Linked DNA regions of Homo sapiens: region 2 is linked to region 1. A link is a loop called in an ENCODE intact Hi-C map of the cell type or tissue named here. Cell type or tissue: K562. All regions are shown on one strand. Each heading gives the region's core, and the rest is flanking DNA. Links, peaks and the distances in the headings are about the cores only. Region 1 holds the start of LOC105369757 (a long non-coding RNA gene). Region 2 overlaps SPMIP11 (sperm microtubule inner protein 11).

Region 1 (9,350 bases), core at 741-8,740:
TCTCTGTGCCTTGGTGTCCTCAGTTATAAACTGAGGTTATTAAAAGTGCTTTTCATTAGCTGAGTGTGGTGGCACTCTCCTGTAGTCCCACTCCTGAACACTCTCAGCTGTTCAGGAGGCTGAGGTGGGAGAATTGCTTGAGCCCGGGAGTTTGAGGATGCAGTGAGCTATGATTGCACCACTGTACTCCAGCCTGGGCAACAGAGCAAGACCCTGTCTCAATAAATAAATAAATAAATAAATAAATAAATAAACAAACAAACAAACAATGTGCTTTTCTCTTAGAGTTGTTGGGAGGAGTAAATAATTCAATATGTAAAACACTTAGAACAATTGGCCAGGCACAGTAGCTCACCCATGTAATACCAGCATTTTGGGAGGTTGAGGTGGGAGGATTGCTTGAGCCCAGGAGTTAGAGACCAGCCTGGGCAACATAGCAAGACCCTGTCTCTCTCTCTCTCTTTTTTAAATTTATTTAATTAAAAAGAAAAAAAAATGAAAAGAAAAGAAAAAACAACACCTGGTACATAGTAGGTGATTAAGTGTTAGCTCTGATTATTATTTCTCCCTAGGGCTATTTTATTAGTGTTGGGGTATGAGAACAGGATGATGGGACAGAGAGAATTAGAAGTAGGGGAGGACGGCCAGGTGTGGTGGCTCATGCCTGTAATCTCAGCACTTTGGGAGGCCAAGGCCGGTGGATTATGATGTCAGGAGTTCGAGATCAGCCTGGCCAATATGGTGAAACCCCATCTCTACTAAAAATACAAAAATTAGCCGGGTGTGGTGGCACATGCCTGTAGTCCCAGCTACTCGGGAGGCTGAGGCAGGAGAATCACTTGAACCCGAGAGGAGGAGGTTGCAGTGAGCCGAGATCAGGCCACTGCACTCCAGCCTGGGCGACAAAGCGACACTCCGTCTTAAAAAAAAAAAAAAAAAAAAAAAAAAAGGCCGGGTGCGCTGGCTCACTCCTGTAATCCCAACACTTTGGGAGGCTGAGGTGGGTGGATCACGAGGTCAGGAGTTCGAGACCAGCCTGACCAACATGGTGAAACCTCGTCTCTGCTAAAAATAAAAAAAATTAGCTGGGTGTGGTGATGCATGCCTGTAATCCCAGCTATTCGGGAGGCTGAGGCAGGAGAATCACTTGACTCTGGGAGGCGGAGTTTACAGTGAGGCAAGATCGTACCACTGCACTCCAGCCTGGGCCACAGAGCAAGACACTGTCTCAAAAAAAAAAAAAAAAAAAAAAAGTAGGGGAGGAGGAGAACCAGGCAGCAGATGTCAGTAGAGAGGAGGGGGGAAACCTGGGGTGGGTATGGACAGCCCTTTTAATGGGTGAATGGTGCCTGGGTGAATAGTGCCTGGGTGAATGGTGCCCTGGCAGTGCTTGGGCGGTTAGAGTGTCAGTGCAGCACACCCCTTCCCCCAGAACTTACTCCATCTTTGCCTAAGGATAGAGTCAGCACCAGCTGCCAAAATTCTGGGCAAAAAAAGGAGAGAGACAAGAAGGGGAGGAGTGACTCCAGGTCTAGGGGCCAGCCCCTGGTGAGCCATATCTCAGACTGACCTTCCAGGGCTCTGTGGGTGGCACACTGGAGGCTCCCTGCTGCGAAAATGACTTCTAAATCTGGCTGTGTCTGCCAGCCAGCCTTGAGACAGAGGCCACAACCACCCCCTACCTTGGGACAGCCTCACTGGTCAGGAGTAGGGACAGCAGACACAGGAGGATGTGGTCAATTTGGGGCAGCAGACCTCAGGTTAGTGCAGGATCCTGCTACCCTCCCAATAGAGAGCTTCTTCCTAGGGAAGCCCCTTTCTGCCCTCCATGGGACCCAGTTAATATGGCTTTAGAGGAGTCAAGAGCCGTCTCTTTCAGACTCTCAGGGGAGGGCTGGGACTTCCCTAGATCAGCCACAAATAGGTAAGGAAACCGAGCCCCAGCATATAACTCTGGAATTTCAGAGTGTCAAGGTCAGGAGTGTGAGTGTGATGTGTGTAAGGAGGAGAGGGCCAGGAGAGATAACTGAACAAGAGGACGCAGGAAGTGTATAAAATGTGTCTATGGGGAAGAGGCAGCACTCACTCAGTTGTTCATTTGTTTACTCACTCATTAAACATATATGCCAGGTGCTAGGGACACAAAAGAGACTCAGGCATGCTTCCTCCCTTCAGGGAGCTCTCAAGCTAGGGTGTGTATGATATAGGGAAAGAGATGTGGAAGAGGAAACCCACAGTCATTGCAGTGCAGGAAGATGGCATAATATATGTTAATGAAAGCATTCCTGAGGGACCAGGGAGGATGAAAAGAGGAGCAGCTCCCAGACCATGACTTCTTATGGGGAGTGGAATGTATCTAGGCCTCTGGGAGACAAGTTGCTGAGGGTGCAGATGTTAGTGAAGGAAAGTTTGGCCTGGATACTGCCTCTGCCTCTGCATATCCTAGCATGGGGTGTGCTCCCTCCCTTGAAGCCTCTGGTGCTACCTGGGCTTTTTTAAAATTTTCTTTTCTTTCCTGCCACCCAGGCTGGAGTGCAGTGGTGCGATCTCAGCTCACTGCAACCTCCACCTCCCGGGTTCAAACAATTCTTCTGCCTCAGCCTCCCAAGTGGATGGGATTACAGCCGCGCACCACCACGCCCAGCTAATTTTTGTATTTTTAGTAGAGACAGGGTTTCACCATGTTGGCCAGGGTGGTCTCGAACTCCTGACCTCAAGCTATCTGCCTGCCTCACCCTTCCAAAGTGCTGGGATTACAGGCATGGGCCACCACATCTGGCCATTTTTTTTCTTTTTTCTTTTTCTGAGACAGGGTCTTGCTATGTCACCCAGGCTGGAGTGCAGTGGCACGATTACAACTTACTGCAGCCTCAGCCTCCCCAGCAAAAGTGATCCTTCCACCTCAGCCTCCTGAATAGTAGGAACCACAGGCACGTGTCACCATGCCGGGCTAATTTTTTTTTTTTTTTTTTTTTGGTGGAGACGGGGTCTCCCTATGTTGCCCAGGCTGATCTCAAACTCCTGGGCTCAAACGATTCTCCCATCCTGGCCTCCCCAAATGTTGGGATTACGGGTATAAGCCACTGCACTCAGCCTACATAGCCTTTTGTGAGTCCTTTTATGGATAGATTTTCCATTCATCCATCTATTCATCCATCCACCCACCCATCCATCTATACATTCCACATCCACTTATCCACCCATCCACCAACCTATTTGTCATCTATCTGGCCATTTATACTTTTTTTCTTCTTTAAGACAGAGTCTCACTCTGTCACTCAGGCTGGAGTGCATTAGTGAGATCTCTGCTCACTGCAGCCTCCGCCTCCAGGGTTCTAGCGATTCTCATGCCTCAGCCTCTTGAGTAGCTGGGATTACAGGCGCCCACCAACATGCCTGGCTAATTTTTGTATTTTTAGTAGAGACAGGGTTTCACCATGTTGGCCAGGCTGGTCTCAAACTCCTGACCTCAGGAGATCCGCCTGCCTTGGCCTCCCAAAGTGCTGGGATTACAGGCATGAGCCACCGCGCCTGGCCCCATTTATACTTCCATCGATTTATTCCTCTGTCCGTGCATCCATTTATTCATGTATCCGTCTATTCACCATTTAACAAAGGCATATGATATGCCCAGGTCAGTGCTGCAAGGGCTAGCCTAGTAGGAGGATGAGTAATATACACAGACAACCACCAATGGGACACCCAGTATGTGCTGCTAATGAAAGCACCTACCTACATGGTGCTTCAGGAGCTAGAACAGGCAAGACCACTCTACCAAGGGAAATCAGAAGAGTCTTCATGGAGGAAGGAACATCTGAGATGGGTTCCAACAGTGGGATACAGGGAAGGGGGACATTCTAGGATGTGGGAAAATGCAGAGAGGTGGGAAAATGCAGAGAGGTAGGAAAACACGTGGCTTTCACAGGGAGCAGAGGCATTAGGGAATGCAGTGGGGCAGAAGAGTGAGTCCTGGAAAGATGTGTGGGAGCCAGAACTTGAAGTATTTCTTGTCTTTTTTGCTTTTTGGGTTTTTTTTTTTTTTTTTTTTTGATATGGAGTCTCACTCTGTCACCCAGACTAGAGTGCAGTGGTGTGATCTCTGCTCCAGTTCCTGGGTTCAAGCGATTCTCCTGCCTCAGCCTCCAGAGTAGCTGGGATTACAGGTGGGCGCCATAACTCTTGGCTAATTTTTTATTTGTATTTTTAGTAGAGACGGGTTTCACCATGTTGGCCAGGCTGGTCTCGAACTCCTGATCTCAAGTGATCCGCCCGCCTCGGCCTCCCAAAGTGCTGAGATTACAGCTGTGAGCCACCATGCCCAGACTGTTTCTTGGTAATGAAGATAAACCATTTGCACTTCGGTGAGAGGAATTGAGGGAGAGGTGAATGATGGAGTTTTTGAGCTGGGAATGTTCTAGTGCCTCCTCAACACCTGGATAATTTTTTTTCCTGCGGCTTGATCGTAACCTCGTTGGTCTTGTTACCTTGTGGAATCCCCTGCTGGACCATGAGCTGCTGGAGGTGATTTAGCTGATTTAGCTCTGTATACCCGACAAGTTTGGCGTGGAGCAGGCTCTCAGAAAATGCTGGAATAAAGAAGGAACAAATGATAAAACTGTGCCACAGGACCGCTGGCATAACAATGCAGTTCAGACATACAGGAAGAAGGATGGCTGCAGCCCGGGGTGATACCCTGCTCCTGAGAGATGACCCTGCCTTCTTGGCTAGCGTCTCTCCAGGAGCTCTCCCAAGAGTCACCACAAGGTGGCGCTATCCCCACTACCGCTCTGAGTTCGGCCAGGGTCTGTCGTGTCAACAGCTGGTGAAGTGCCCACCGCTGACCGTCCAGGGATGGTCTAGACATCTCCTTCCAGCAAGTCCTGAGAGAATGAGGAGCCTGAGTGCAGCTGTGGAAGAGAATAGCTCACAGATCCCAGTTTTAAAGCAAGTGCCGGCTTCATCTGTATTCATCCATTCACTTGACGGTGCCTATTACGTGCAAGGTACAATGTTAAGCTCTCATAAAAGCAACAGTGACCAAGACACAAAGACATAGTTCTTGCCCTCAAGGAGTTCACAATCTAGTTCTGCCTAAATCTTCCTTTCTTATCTCTCTCTCTCTCTCTCTCTCTCTCTGTCTTTCTTGTACACACATACCTGCTCCCCAGGGCCAACCACCTTGACCCAGAAAGCTGTCTCCACGTGAAATCCGCTCTTTGGAACTCTTGCCCCTCCAAATCCAAGTTTCTCCCTGAAGTTGCTGCATGGCCACATTAGTGTGACCCCCGGGAATGCTGTGACTCTTGACTGCTCCTTCTTGACTTGGCTCCTTTTGCTCTTCCCCTGACAGAACCTTTCCTGCTGTCTCTCTTAACATCTCCCATCACATCCACAGCCACTCTGCCAGCACTGGTAGGTTTAGGGACCTCCCCAGAGTAGGCCTGGTACAGGCTAGAGCCTCTTAACACCCTAGAGGCTATAGGGACATGAGGATGGATCTGCAAAAGCACCTTGTGAGACCCTGGTGTCATGCATCTGGAGATGAGGAGTTGGAGAGTCCAGAAAACCAAAGTCCTCAGAAACAGGTCCCTCTCTGGCCTGAGGGCTCTGCCAGCCAAATCCATCCCCTGGCAGAGGCTGCCTTCTTTTCTCACCTTCTCTGGGGGGACCAGGAGACAGCTCTGTAGTGATGGCTATGGGAGACGCCGGTGGGGAGGTGAGGCATTGTGGGACGCTGTCCACTTTCCCAACATGCTCCAGGGCCCATCGTAGTCCTTGGCGGGTTTGGAAGAGGAGGGGAGGGAGGGCTGGTGCTGAGAGTGGGAGCCAGGCCCATCGAGGTCCCAGGAGTGAATGCCTCATTGTTGGCCAGGCCAGAGTCACAGATAATTACCTCAATTAGTGACAATGGGAGAGTAATAAATACAGGCTTAGTGTCTCCTACCCCACCAGGGCTCCGAAGATTAATCCAGGCTGACGGGCGGGCCCTGAAAGGCGTGATGGACAATTCATTAAACTCCCCAAATGCCGCACAACCTGGGCGTGAAGGCTGAGTTAGCCCCCTGGGGGCTGTGCCTTTGTCCCGATTGTGTGTCTCCGCCACAGCAGAGCCGGGCAGCCCCCAGAGAGTGGGGAGGTGAGTGGGGCTCCCCCAGCCGGGCCAGGCGGCGGGAGGATTAGGCCTCGGTCCGGCCCTGGTTGCCCTGGCACACTGGCCCGGCCTGGCTGGAATGTCCGTGGGGGGGAGCTGGCCGAGCAGAGGGGCGGGGCCGACAAGGTGGGGTAAGGGGGGCATACAAAACCAGGGGCAGGAGGAGTTAATTAGACGCCAGCCGAGGAGGGTGAGGGGCCACGATAGGGCTGAGGGGCCGCCAGGGACGGCCCCTTAACTTCCGAGGATTAATAGGGAGGAGGGAAAAGGGAGGGGTTCAGCCCTGGGGGAGGAGAGCTGGGAGCTTCACAGGGTGGAAGTGCCCCCTCTTGCCCCAGCTTGGCACCTAGTTGGCAAGTTGCTGGGAGGTGGGAGGCTCTGGTGGCCTGGACAGGTACCCTCAGCATCCCAAGAATGGCTCTTTCTTCGTCACATGGCACCTACTTAGGGAGGATGATTGGGCAGGAAGGAGAGAAAGGACCCCCTCATTTACAGGGGAAGTAGTGGAAGCAGAAGTGTTTGGGGTCCTGTTCTCAGCCACCCCCTACCCCATGCCCCCTAACCTACTCTGAGGCACAACCAGGAGCTTGAAGCTTTGCTTTCCTGATGAGGCTGGCAGGTTGAAGCCAGGAAGTCCTTAGTGGGGGCTGGAGGTGATGTGAGCACATGGAGTAGGGGCAGCTGTGTGTGCTTGCACCTGTGTGTGCAGACACTGTGCACACAGGTGGGCCTGTGCACAGGGTCTGGCATTCAGCTGGCTTTCAGTTAATGCTTGTTGAATGAATGAATGAACTTCTGTTTTGCTGAGAGCAAATGCATGTGAAGAAGAGAAGTAGCAGCGGGCTGTGCCATGACACAGAGTACTTTGGGCCCTTTCATTCCGAGCCTCCAGCCAGGGCCCAGGGAGGGTAGGGACCACATATCTGAAGAGATGAGCAAATGTTCAGGGAAAATGGAGTGGCAGTGGTTCCTTCACCTTGAAAAGGGGGGAAAATATGGTAGCCTCTAGGAAGCCCCACTTCCTCCTGGGCCTCAGGGAACAGGGCAGCCCTGGCTCCTCCCTGGGAGCCACCCCACCCTGCCCCTCCCAGGGGATGACAAGGGAGCGAGTTGGCGGCAGTTCCCTGGGCATATTTATAACCTGCTGCTCGCTCACCAGCGTCTGCTTTTAGACCAGACGGGGGAGGGGGCAGGGGGGTGGTCTGTCTCATGCTGGGCGCCCCGGCTGGGTGTGGAAAGAGTGAGTAAGGGTGAGTGGTGGGCAGCCCTGCATGGATATTCCTGCTCACACCACAGCCAAACAGCTTATTTTCTCCTCGTTTTGTTATTTTTCTCCCTCTGCGCTGGAGAGGAGGACTGAGCCAGCCTGGGGCGAGGGGGGAGGCTTTGGGGGAGGCTGGACCCTAGGGTATTTGCAGCCCCACTGACAGGGTTTTTCCAGGGTGCGTGTGGCAGAGTGTGTGTGGTGCTGGCTTGCTGACCCCCTGGGGACTGTGCACAGCCTGCCTTTCTTCTCAGCTTTTCCACTCCCCCCAGGATATTTCAGGACTAGTCTTTCCCTCACTTGCTCAGGCCAACGTGTATCCAGCGCCCTGGCACCTGAAGATCAGAGGTGGTGAGAGGTGGCGCATCAAGCACAGTCCTGATGACACCATCCTATGGCCACCACCCTGAGCCTACTGTGGCTCCTGAGACCTTTGTGAGTCTTCTTTCTATGCATAATTGTTCTTCTCCTCAGGATGTACCCGCTCCAGCCCTGTGTGAGGATAGCATAGATGATCACAATAACAAAATGATTAGCTTTTATGTAGTGCTTTGCAGATCCCTCTGCCCTTTTACTTGTTTGTGTGTGTGTGTATGTGTGTTTGTGTTTTATTAGTGCCCATTGAGGGCCCAGCCTAATTCTGCACTTCCCAGCACCATCACCTTTGAAATTCCAGCCCTTGGAAGAGAAGAGCCTCCATGCCGAGGGCTTGAGTATGGGAGTCTGCCCTTAAACTTCATTTATGTGCAGAAGGCTTTACACTTCATTGAGCCTTCATTGCACTCCCTCCATATGCTAACAATATCTGAGGATGTGCTTGATCCCCTGGCCAGACTGTCAACCTCCTCCAAGCAGGCACTATGGTTTATAAATCATTGTATTGCCAACATTTGGCAGATGCCTGGTATAGAAGAGGTGTCAGTGAGTATTCAAATGACCCAGGCTTTCATGTACATCATCTCATCTGAACCTCATCACCTCCCTGAAAGGTTAAGTAACAATAACCATCCCTGTTTGATAGGCAAGGCAACTGAGTCTGAGAAAGTACGAGATTTGCTGAAAGTCTGGGTAGGGGCAGAAAAGAATTCACCACTTTCCCTTGCTCTTCCTCCAGCTCCTGTTTGTCAACCTGGTTCAGAGTGCCCCAGCTTCCAAGCCTGAAAGCTGATACTGACTCCAATTCTTAGAGTTTGAATTTAGGCAAAAGTAGTTGGAGACAGCTGCCAATGCTTTGACTCTACCCTGCTGCTTCATCTCAACTCTGGGCACTGTCCAGCAGGGGCCCAAGCCCCCCCTCCCACCTCTGGCAGCCTATTAACTTCTTATTTGGGGAGTTGAGGGATCTAATAGCCCTTTGGCTTATAGACTGGGCATTCTCTGCAGGGTGCTCTTTATGGAAACCCAAAGCTTTTCAGGTGCCTCTTCCCCAGGATCAATAGGTTTTTATTTCTTCCCCTAGGGTGAGGAATCAGAACTGAGATGGTGCTAGCTTGGCAGGTGGAAAGGAAGGGAAAGGGATGTCGTTGCAGGACTGAGCAGTTCCTGGCTCCATTCCCCTACCCCTACACATATCCCAAAGGTGGTGGGAGGCACCAACAGCAGAAGAGGCCTGAACAGGAGAGGAGGGAATAGGGGAGAAGGGGAAATTCTCAAGCTGGCTGGGAGCAGTTGTTGCTCTTAGGGGATAGGTTGGGTGTTTCACAGCTCCCCTTGCCCTTCTGATCCTCCCCTGTGGGGAGGGGTTAGGATTAGGGACAGACATTAGAGCTTAGAAGGGGTTAGTGTTTGTCTGAAGTTAGGGTTAAGGCTAAGGTTCAACCTAGACCTAGGAACAGGAAGAGGGTTAGAGTTAGAGATAGGTTTAGGGCCGTGGGTAGGATTAGAACTCCCACTGACTCTGGTGAATGTGCACACAGAGGTATCACACTGGTGGTG
Region 2 (9,350 bases), core at 943-8,942, 230 kb after region 1:
AGGATTACAGACATGAGCCACCAAGCCCGGCCTCATCCCAGCCATTCTTTAGGAACTCAGACATATCTTTTTTTCTCCTAGCATGATGCCCACCCCAAGGTACTTACACGTCTTCAACAACACCTTCCGGACAGCTTCGTGGTATCTTGTGTGGCTATTCTGGTGCACGGAATAATTCCCATCTTTTGAGATAATGGGGGGAAGCCTAGTAGGCTCTGGTTCCTTCTGGTCTGAAATTAGAGTAGACTCGTTCTGAGTACTTGGCAAATGACTATTTGATTCTCTGATTCCCTGGTCTCCATGCTAACCAGATGCATAGCAGGGATCTCTCCTAGCCACTCACATCCAATTTTCAGGACCTCAGGAATCCAATCACCATGGCTGTGACAGAGGGGAGGGAGAGAGAACACAGTGATCACAAGACCTCCCTTACCACTCTCTTGCTTCTCCCTGACTCCTGGATTTTAAGAGGCCAACTTCTGGAATCAGGATATTGGACACATACTTAGGGTTAGTCCAAGTGAAAAAGGCCCTTATCTGGGTAGACATTCCTTTCCTGGGATTGGCATATTTGCAGAACTTCAAATGGTCTAATAGTGGAAGTCATGTTTGAGCTAAGTCTTGGAGGAAAAGAAGGAGGTAGGTTACAGTAGAATCAGGAAGAGCATTTCAGACAGCAGAATGACAAGTGTTTAGAAGCATTAGAAAGGCATCAGAGAGCTATTTGATTTGGAGCCTCGAGTGCTGGGTGAAGAGGAGAAGGACAGGAGATGGGGCTGGTAAGGTGGTGTATTATAGTGGCTACCTAGCATTCATTATGTTTGGGAATCACTCCCTATGAAGCAAAACCTGTATCTCACAATAGAGGCTGAATAGACTAGTTCTTCCTTATCCAACCTCTCTTTCAGCAAGGATATGGACAAAGAATTTTGGCTAGGCCAATCAAACACATCCGTTTCAGATTTTGAATCAAAGAAGGTTGCAAGGAAGCAGTGGCCATATAAAGTTATCCGCTAGTGACGGGAGGTGGCAGCAGTGAAGCTGCATCCTGTTTCCAGCAGCAGTATTCAGGGCCCAGCATCCTTGGGGCCAGTAGTGTCCACCACAGCATTGAATGTAGTAGTGTCTGTGCCAGACCAGGTCTATGGCATGATTCTGAGCATTGCTTCTGGTTACTATCCACCATGTGTAGTTTTCCATTCCTACTGCAGCTTTTACGTGCTTCCCAACATTTTCTTATTTTCTTTTCTCTTTTTATTTATTTATGTATTTTAAGACGGTCTCCCTCTGCCACCCAGGCTGGAGTACAGTGGTGCAATCGTAGCTCACTGAAGCCTTGAACTTATGGGCTCAAGCGATCTTCCCTCCTCAGCGTCCCGAAGTGCCGGGACTACAGGTATGAGCCACTGCATCCAGCCCCACATATATATAGTTTTTCTTTTTTTAAGATGGAGTCTTGCTCTGTCACCCAGGCTGGAGTGCAGTGGCATGATCTTGGCTCACTGCAACATCTATCTGCCGGGTTCAAGCGATTCTCCTGCATCAGCCTGCCAAGTAGCTGGGATTACCAGCGTGTGCCACCATGCCCAGCTAATTTTCATATTTTTAGTAGAGATGGGGTTTCACCATGTTGGCCAGGCTGGTCTTGAATTCCTGGCCTCATGTGATCCTCCTGCCTCGGCCTCCCAAAGTGCTGGGATTACAGGCGTGAGCCACTGCACCTGGTCCCATATATATACATATATATATTTATTTTTTATTTTATTTTATTTTATTTTTATTTTTATTTTTTTGAGATAGAGTCTCACTCTGTCACCCAGGCTGCAGTGCAGTGGTGTGATCTTGGCTCACTGCAACATCTGCCTCCTGGGTTCAAGCGATTCTTCTGCCTTAGCCTCCCAAGTAGCTGGGACTACAGGCGCTCACCACCACGCCTGGCTCATTTTTGTATTTTTAGTAGAGACAGGATTTCACCATATTGGCCAGGCTGGTCTCCAACTCCTGACCTCATGATCCACCTGCCTCCGCCTCCCAAAGGGCTAGGATTACAGGGGTGAGGCACTGCGCCCAGCCAATATTTTTTTTAATACATTCATATTCTGCTTAAATAGGCTAGATTTGGCTTGCATCTCAGACTCCTGAGCAAGGGAGGATGAGTTTGAAAAAAATTTAATTTTTTTTTTAAGTCTTTCAGAAGAGCAAGACTTGGTGAGGGAGTGAGAAAAGGAAAGCTGTTTAGGGTGGCTTCAAGATTTCTGTCTCTTGGCTGTTCCATCCATTCTGTCACGCAAGCCAAAAAGGCGCTAGGCCCCTTTCCCTATCTCCTCCAGCCAGTCTCAAATGCAGAGTAAAATCCAGCTCTTGGCTGGGCACCGTGGCTCATGCCTGTAATTCCAGCACTTTGGGAGGCCGAGGAGGATGGATCACCTGAGGTCAGAAGTTTGAGACCAGCCTGGCCAACATGGTGAAACCCCATCTCTATAAAAAATACAAAAATTAGCCAGGAGTAGTGTTCACGCCTGTAATCCCAGCTACCAGGGTGGCTGAGGGAAGAGAATCGCTTGAATCCCGGAGGTGGAGGTTCCAGTGAGCCAAGATGACACCACTACACTCCAGCCTGGGAGACAAGAGTGAAACTCTGTCTCAAAAAAAAAAAAAAGAAAAAAAGAAAAAAAAATCCATCTCTGCATCTGACGTTTTCAGTGCCTCGATTCTGTATTCCTGGAGCAGAAGTCATCCCATTCCTCAAATTTTTATTTTTCATGATTATGGATGCTTGTCAGGAACTGGATCAGTTTACCATTCTCTTTGGAAATTGCCGAGGATTGCTGACTAATCTCTGGTGGAGTGCGGAGATGCCACTTCTATTCTGGAGTTCTTCCCCAGCTCCTGCTTTTTTCTTTTCTTCCTGGCTTGGCCTCACTCATTCATCATCTCTGTCCCTCATCTCTCTCGTTTGCCTTCCAATTAAATCTCTTTTAACATTTTCTATCTGAAATAATGGTACCACCAGAGTGGGGCACAGTTTGAATCCCCTCCCTGTACAGTTGAGGACTTGGAGAAGCAACAGTACTGAAGCCTTGGTTAGCATATAAAGTTCTGGAAGCCTGGACTGAACCATGGGGCTGATTTGTACTTCATCACAGGTTATAGCAACGAGGCCATTTCCTGGAAGCAATATTATTGAGCCGGTATTTGAATTTGGGCAAGGTAGGGGTGGTAGGATGTCCTTGGACAAATAGAAATAGACTGAGGAGGCCGGGCACGGTGGCTCATGCCTGTAATCCCAGCACTTTGGGAGGCCGAGGCAGGCGGATCACGAGGTCAGGAGATGGAGACCATCCTGGCTAACACAGTGAAACCCCGTCTCTACTAAAAATACAAAAAAAAAAAATTAGCCAGGTGTGGTGGCAGGGGCCTGTAGTCCCAGCTGCTTGGGAGGCTGAGGCAGGAGAATGGCGTGAACCCAGGAGGCCGAGCTTGCAGTGAGCTGAGATCACACCACTGCACTCCAGCCTGGGCAACAGAGCAAGACTCTGTCTCAAAAAAAAAAAAAAAAAAAAGAAAGAAACTGAGGAGAAAGAACAAGCATATTCCTAGTGGCCAGTCTAGACTGAGAATAGTTATTGGTCTGAGCTCAAGTGACAGTTAGGAAATCTGTCTGTTCCCGAGGCCTCAGGCTGATTGTCAAGGGTACAGGCAGATGATGTTCTCTATTATCTCAACATGTCCAAGTAGCATGGTCCCGGCTTCCCATATGAATGGTCAGTGTGTGCTTGGAGGTGTGCTGGACAGTGTCACTCACCTGGATGCCTTCCTATGGAATCAAGCACCAATTGGCATATACCTTGCATCCATTTTTGGCAAGCTGGGAGATATTCTTGATAACCCATAACTTCCCCAAGCTGCCAAGGTTTGGAAGGTACCTGGGGTGAAGGGCGAAGGGCTTGGAAAGAATCATGCCACAGCTACTGGGAAAGGGCATGTTCTGGGTAGAGGGACGCAATGAGCTCTTTATAACCAAACTCCACTGTGGTAAGGTAGATGAATCAATTATTCTGTCGGTAGGTGATACAACAGAGGTCCTTCATCCACCCAGTTAACGCCATGCTCTGCATGGTCTTTGTTGATAAGTAGATATGAAATACCCTAAATAGCTTCTAGAACTGGGCCACAAATTGGGGGTTGCCATAAAACCACCTTTAATGCTTTGAAGAGACTATGAAGGACATGTAGGGTCATATAAAAGTACTTGAGTGGATGTTCCATCCCTCCAAATTAATGGTGCAGATTTCTCAGTATTACAAGTTTCCCTGTGACTCGGGGGTGGTCACACAATCTTAGTTATTCACTACTTTGCCCATTGCCTCTGTTTGTTGCAACTGGGGCTGATTGGCCACAATGTTTTCAGGCTGAAGAATTTTTAGAAAGAGTCTACCTTTGTGCCTCCCAGAAATCTACCTTCTAGATTAGGGTATTTGCAGCCAGGCATGGTGGCTAATGCCTATAATCCCAGCACTTTGGGAGGCTGAGGTATGGTGGCACGAGCCTGTGGTCCCAGCTACTCGGGAGGCTGAAGTGGGAAGATCGCTGAAGTTCAGGAGGTTGAAGCTGCAGTGGGCTGTGATTGTGCCACTGCACTCCAGCCTGGGTGACAGAGCAAGACCCTGCCTCAAAAAACGAAAAACAGGCCAGGCGCGGTGGCTCACGCCTGTAATCCCAGCACTTTGGGAGGCCTAGTCGGGTGGATCACGAGGTCAGGAGATCGAGACCATCCTGGCTAATACAGTGAAACTCTGTCTCTACTAAAAATACAAAAAATTAGCCGGGCATGGTGGCGGGCACCTGTAGTCCCAGCTACTCGAGAGGCTGAGGCAGGAGAATGGCGTGAACCCGGGAGGTGGAGCTTGCAGTGAGCCGAGATCACACCACTGCACTCCAGCCTGGGTGACAGAGCGAGACTCCGTCTAAAAAAAAAAATGCCTCAGGCTGGGTGCAGTGGCCCAGGCCTGTAATCCCAGTACTTTGGGAGGCCAAGGCAGGAGAATCACTTGAGTTTAGGAGTTTTAGACCAGCCTGGGCAACAGAGTGAGACCTCATCTCACTCCTGGGCTCAAGTGATCCTCCTGCCTCAGCCTCCTGAGTAGTTGAGACTACAGGCATGTGCCACCATGCCTGGCTAATTAAAAAAATTTTTTTTTGTAGAGAAAGGGTCTTGCTATGTTGCCCAAGCTAGTCTAGAACTCCTGGGCTCAAATAATCTTCCTGCCTCGGCCTCACACAGTGGTTGGATTACAGGCATGAGCCATCACACTCTGCCCCAAGGTACATTTCTCTAACTTCAGAAGGTTTATCCGTTTGGAAAGGCAGAGGGGCTCAGTGGCTCTGGCCAATTCATTCTTGGTTGAATTGTGCCACTTATGCTCCTGTTTGAAAAGCCGGAGACAGTGGCTCATGCCTGTAATCCCAGCACTTTGGGAGGCTGAGGCGGGTGGATCACTTGAGGTCAGGAGTTCCAGACCAGCCTGGCCAACATGGCAAAACCCTGTCTCTACTAAAAATACAAAAATTAGCCGGGCATTGTGGCACACACCTGTAGTCCCAGCTACTCCGGAGGCTGAGGCAGGAGAATCACTTGAACCCGGGGGGGCAGAGGTTGCAGTGAGCCGATATTGCGCCACTGCACTCCAGCCTGGGCGACAGAGTGAGACTGTCTCCAAAAAAAGAAAAAAAAAAAAAAAAAAAAGAAAAAAAAAAGTAAAGAAAAGCCAGAACAACAGTGCCCTCTGCTGGAGTCTAAGAATGGGATCTCCAGCTGTCTCCTAACAGGTAGTTCACCAAAGAGGCAGCTCAGAGAGGCAAGGAGACTAGGAGATTGAGCAGAAGACATTCCAGCCAGGCTTGGGAAGACTACCTTTTGTGTCCTCTAACAGGATCCAGGAAATGAGAACGTAAGTAAGACGAGTTCAGCTTTCACCAGAAACTCAAGGTTGAGCCTTTCTTTAAAGAAATTCATTTGGAATTGGAAATGAGAGCAACTCTGAGGACTCATTAGTGAATTCCTCAGGGAAGGGAAATGATAAGGGCAGCAGTGGGATAAGCTGGAGTGAGGCCCTTTGGATGTGCACAGCTTGAAGGTCAGCATGTCTGTGGCTAGAGGGTAGTCACTGGAGAGTCTGGCAAGGAGAGGTCATTTGTCTCAATTGTCTCAAGACAAGAACAGGCATAATCTTTCCCTACCACCCAAATCTCGCAGAGATTTTCTCTGTGACTCCGGTCAATGAACAGTGTTCTGGGTGCCTGGACTTGTGTTATGGTGAGAGCTAGGCTGACACAAGATTTTCATACAACAAGGCAAGGAGTTTTCTCAAAGAAGGGCCAGATTAGAGGGAATTTGTCTAGAATAAAGAACAGGGCCCTCCTGGACCAAGAGGAGTGTCAGGTATGAAGCTAAGAATAAATAGGATGGCCTGGCACAGTGGCTTATGCCTGTAATCCCTGCACTTTGGGAGGCCAAGGTGGGTGGATCACCTGAGGTCGATAGTTCGAGACCAGCCTGGCCAACACGATGAAATCCCGTCTCTACTAAAATACAAAAAATTAGCTGGGTGTGGTCGCATGTGCCTGTAATCCCAGCTAGTCAGGAGGCTGAGGCAGGAGAATCGCTTGAACCCGGGAGGCGGAGGTTGCAGTGAGCCGAGATCGCCCCACTGTACTCCAGCCTGGGCAACAAGAGCAAAACTCTGTCAAAAAAAAAAAAAAAAAAAAAGAATAAATAGGAGAGCAAGGTTCAAAGCTGGTGTTGAGAGAGATTCAGCAAAGGAAAGGACTGATACAGGATTGTGCTTCCCTGGGCAGGACAGAAGGGAAAGCTTGGGCACTCAAGACTCCAGAGTAGAAGGTAAATGAACCCTGGAAGCTGGGCTGAATCTGCAGGAGCAACCAGTATTAGAAAGAGGAATGGTGAGCCTGGGAGGGACAGGAATCTCCCAACTGGTAGACATGAGAGTTCTGGTCACTGGTCGGGGTGCTCTTCTGTGGGTAGTGAGTTGACCAGCCTCTTTCAGGGCCTAGATGAAATATCCTTTGAAGCCAGCCAGCGTTTTTTGTACCTCAAGGAATCTTATGGTTAAAAATATTGTTTTCCAGGTATCCTATCCTGGCAAGTATGTCTTGAGTAGCGGACAAAGATATTCTAGCCACAGGAAAGGTATATGTTCTATATGTAAATAGTGAACTTACATATGATTTATAACTTTTCCTCCATCATCTGTTGTAAAGTTTTATGTGCTAGGTCTTAGGTACGTTACATACATTATTTTATTTAATGTCCACAATACACCTTTTTTTGTTTGTTTGTTTTTTTTTTTTTGAGGCAGAGTCTTGCTCTGTTGCCCAGGCTGGAGCACAGTGGCATGATCTGAGCTCACTGCAACCTCCGCCTCCCAGGTTCGAGAGATTCTCATGCCTCGGCCTCCCAAGTAGCTGGGATTACAGGCACCCGCTAACACATGTGGCTAATTTTTGTATTTTTAGTAGGGATGAAGTTTCACCATGTTGGCCAGGCTGGTCTTGAACTCCTGACCGCAGGTGATCTGCCTGTCTCGGCCTCCCAAAGTGCTGGGATTACAGGTGTGAGCCACCGCACCCGGCCTCTCCACAATAAGTCTCTACTTATTGTGCAGTCTCTACAATAAGTCTCTACAATAAGGCAGACATTATTGTCTCCATTTATAGGTGAGGAAACTGAGGCACTATGAATTTGCTTAGTGTGAGTTAGCCTCCTGAATTTGAACATCTTTGGATACTTGATAAACTGAGTTTCTTTTTGTTTTTGAGTCAGTCTCACTCTGTCACTAGGCTGGAATGCACTGGTGCAATCATGGCTCACTGCAGTCTCAACCTCCTGGGCTCAAGTGATCCTCCCACCTCAGCCTCCCAAGTACCTGGGACTACAGGCATGCGCCAATACACCTGACTAATTTTTTGTAGAGACAGGGTCCCACTGTATTGCCCAGGCTGGTCTCAGACCCCTGGGCTCAAGTGATCCTTTTGCCTAAGCCTCCCAAAGTGCTGGGATTACAGGTATGAGCCACTGCACCTGGCTTAAACTGAGTTTCTGAAGTCAAGGATAGACCAAAGTATGTTCCCCACATCCATTTGCCTCTTTGATTTTTCTATTTTGATTCTTTATCAGGAGGAAAAGGTAGGAAGGAGGCAGGGACTGGCAGAATGTTTGATTACACGTGTTGACTCACCTCTGTGAGTTTTCATTATGACTCTAATAAGGAAAGCTTGAGTGGGCCCTTTTGAGTTGAATGTTAATACACTCACACCCACTAGGAGGAAAAAAAAACCTATCGTTCTTCAAGGAAAAATTGTGAATGACTTAAAAATATCATGATAGTAACAGTGTTAAGAATGAAAAGTGTGACTATTAATAGGTTCATTTTTATAGTTGCTGTTAAAGGCCTAGCTAAGGGACCAGGCAAGGAATGTGGCTGATTTGAACCACAGAATGGTTGAAGTGCTAAAACCAGATGGACAGAAAGGTGTCAAGCAGTTTGAGTGAATGTATTAACAAGGTGAAATCAACCAGGAAGAAACTGGGACCAGGGAACCATTCTGGAGACAAATGAAAGTCTTTCAAGATTGTTTAGCTTGTGGAAAAGGGTGACTGGAGATTCAGGAACTGTGGGTTCCCTGAATTAATGGACATAGAATTTGGGATGAGAAAGACCAGGGTAAGCAAGGTAGATGTGGACTTGCTAGGAGACGAAGAGAATGCTGTATTTTACCCATAATCTCCCTGCCCCACGTTGTGAATTTCCCAAACCAGTTCTGAGGTAATAGAAAAGTAGGAGGCATGTTCCCCATGGTGGTCCATAAGGTCAAACCCTTCCCAGCCAGCCACATATTTCAAGCAACCTCAGCAGTAGCAGGATTCAGAACCATCTGAGCTCTGTTGCACTTTTCTGCCCATATGTTAAATAAAATGAGAACTAAGAGTTTACCATTTAACTTAGCAATATGTGAGTCATTGGTAAATGGATACAGCAGGGTTTTGTTTTGTTTTGTTTTTTAGAGAGAGAGAGTCTCATTCTGTTGCTCAGATTGGAATGCAGTGGTGTGATTATAGCTCAATGCATCCTCAATCTCCTGGGTTCAAGTAATCCTCTCTCCTCAGCCTCCCTGATGGCTGGGACTAAAGGTGCGTGCCACTATGCCCAGCCAATTTTTTTGATTTTTAGTAGAGATGAGGTCTCACTCTGTTGCCCAGGCTGGTCTAAAACTCCTAAACTCAAGCGATTTTCCTGCCTCGGCCTCCCAAAGTACTGGGATTACAGGCC

The links. A loop is a pair of places that touch in the nucleus more often than their neighbours do. Peaks named below come from ENCODE experiments on the same cell type or tissue, not always from the same donor. Only the 100,000 strongest peaks of a DNase experiment are listed, where the experiment ranks them.
Region 2: it touches region 1 in a loop (3-fold over the local background); 2 of 110 quality-filtered maps call a loop at or near these places.

Annotation. Positions count from the first base shown.
Region 1 is chr12:48,983,670-48,993,019 of GRCh38, reverse strand. It overlaps LOC105369757 (a long non-coding RNA gene), which reads left to right and starts at 5,946. Exons shown (of 3, transcript XR_944929.3): 1 at 5,946-6,136; 2 at 7,724-7,850. LOC105369756 (a long non-coding RNA gene) reads right to left here and starts at 5,239. Exons shown (of 3, transcript XR_944926.1): 1 at 5,158-5,239; 2 at 4,784-4,989; 3 at 4,277-4,586. RefSeq lists enhancers at 4,977-5,026, 7,459-7,981. In K562, for the core only: a CTCF peak has its summit at 4,759 (motif pointing right); a DNase peak (open chromatin) is centred at 4,739; H3K27me3 peaks cover 4,050 bases.
Region 2 is chr12:48,750,089-48,759,438 of GRCh38, reverse strand. It overlaps SPMIP11 (sperm microtubule inner protein 11), which reads right to left. Exons shown (of 4, transcript NM_001351123.2): 2 at 108-230. Among named protein-coding and RNA genes, the nearest start is that of MIR4701, 17 kb to the left of the region's middle. In K562, for the core only: CTCF peaks have their summits at 1,028 (motif pointing right) and 5,799 (motif pointing left); DNase peaks (open chromatin) are centred at 1,047 and 5,825.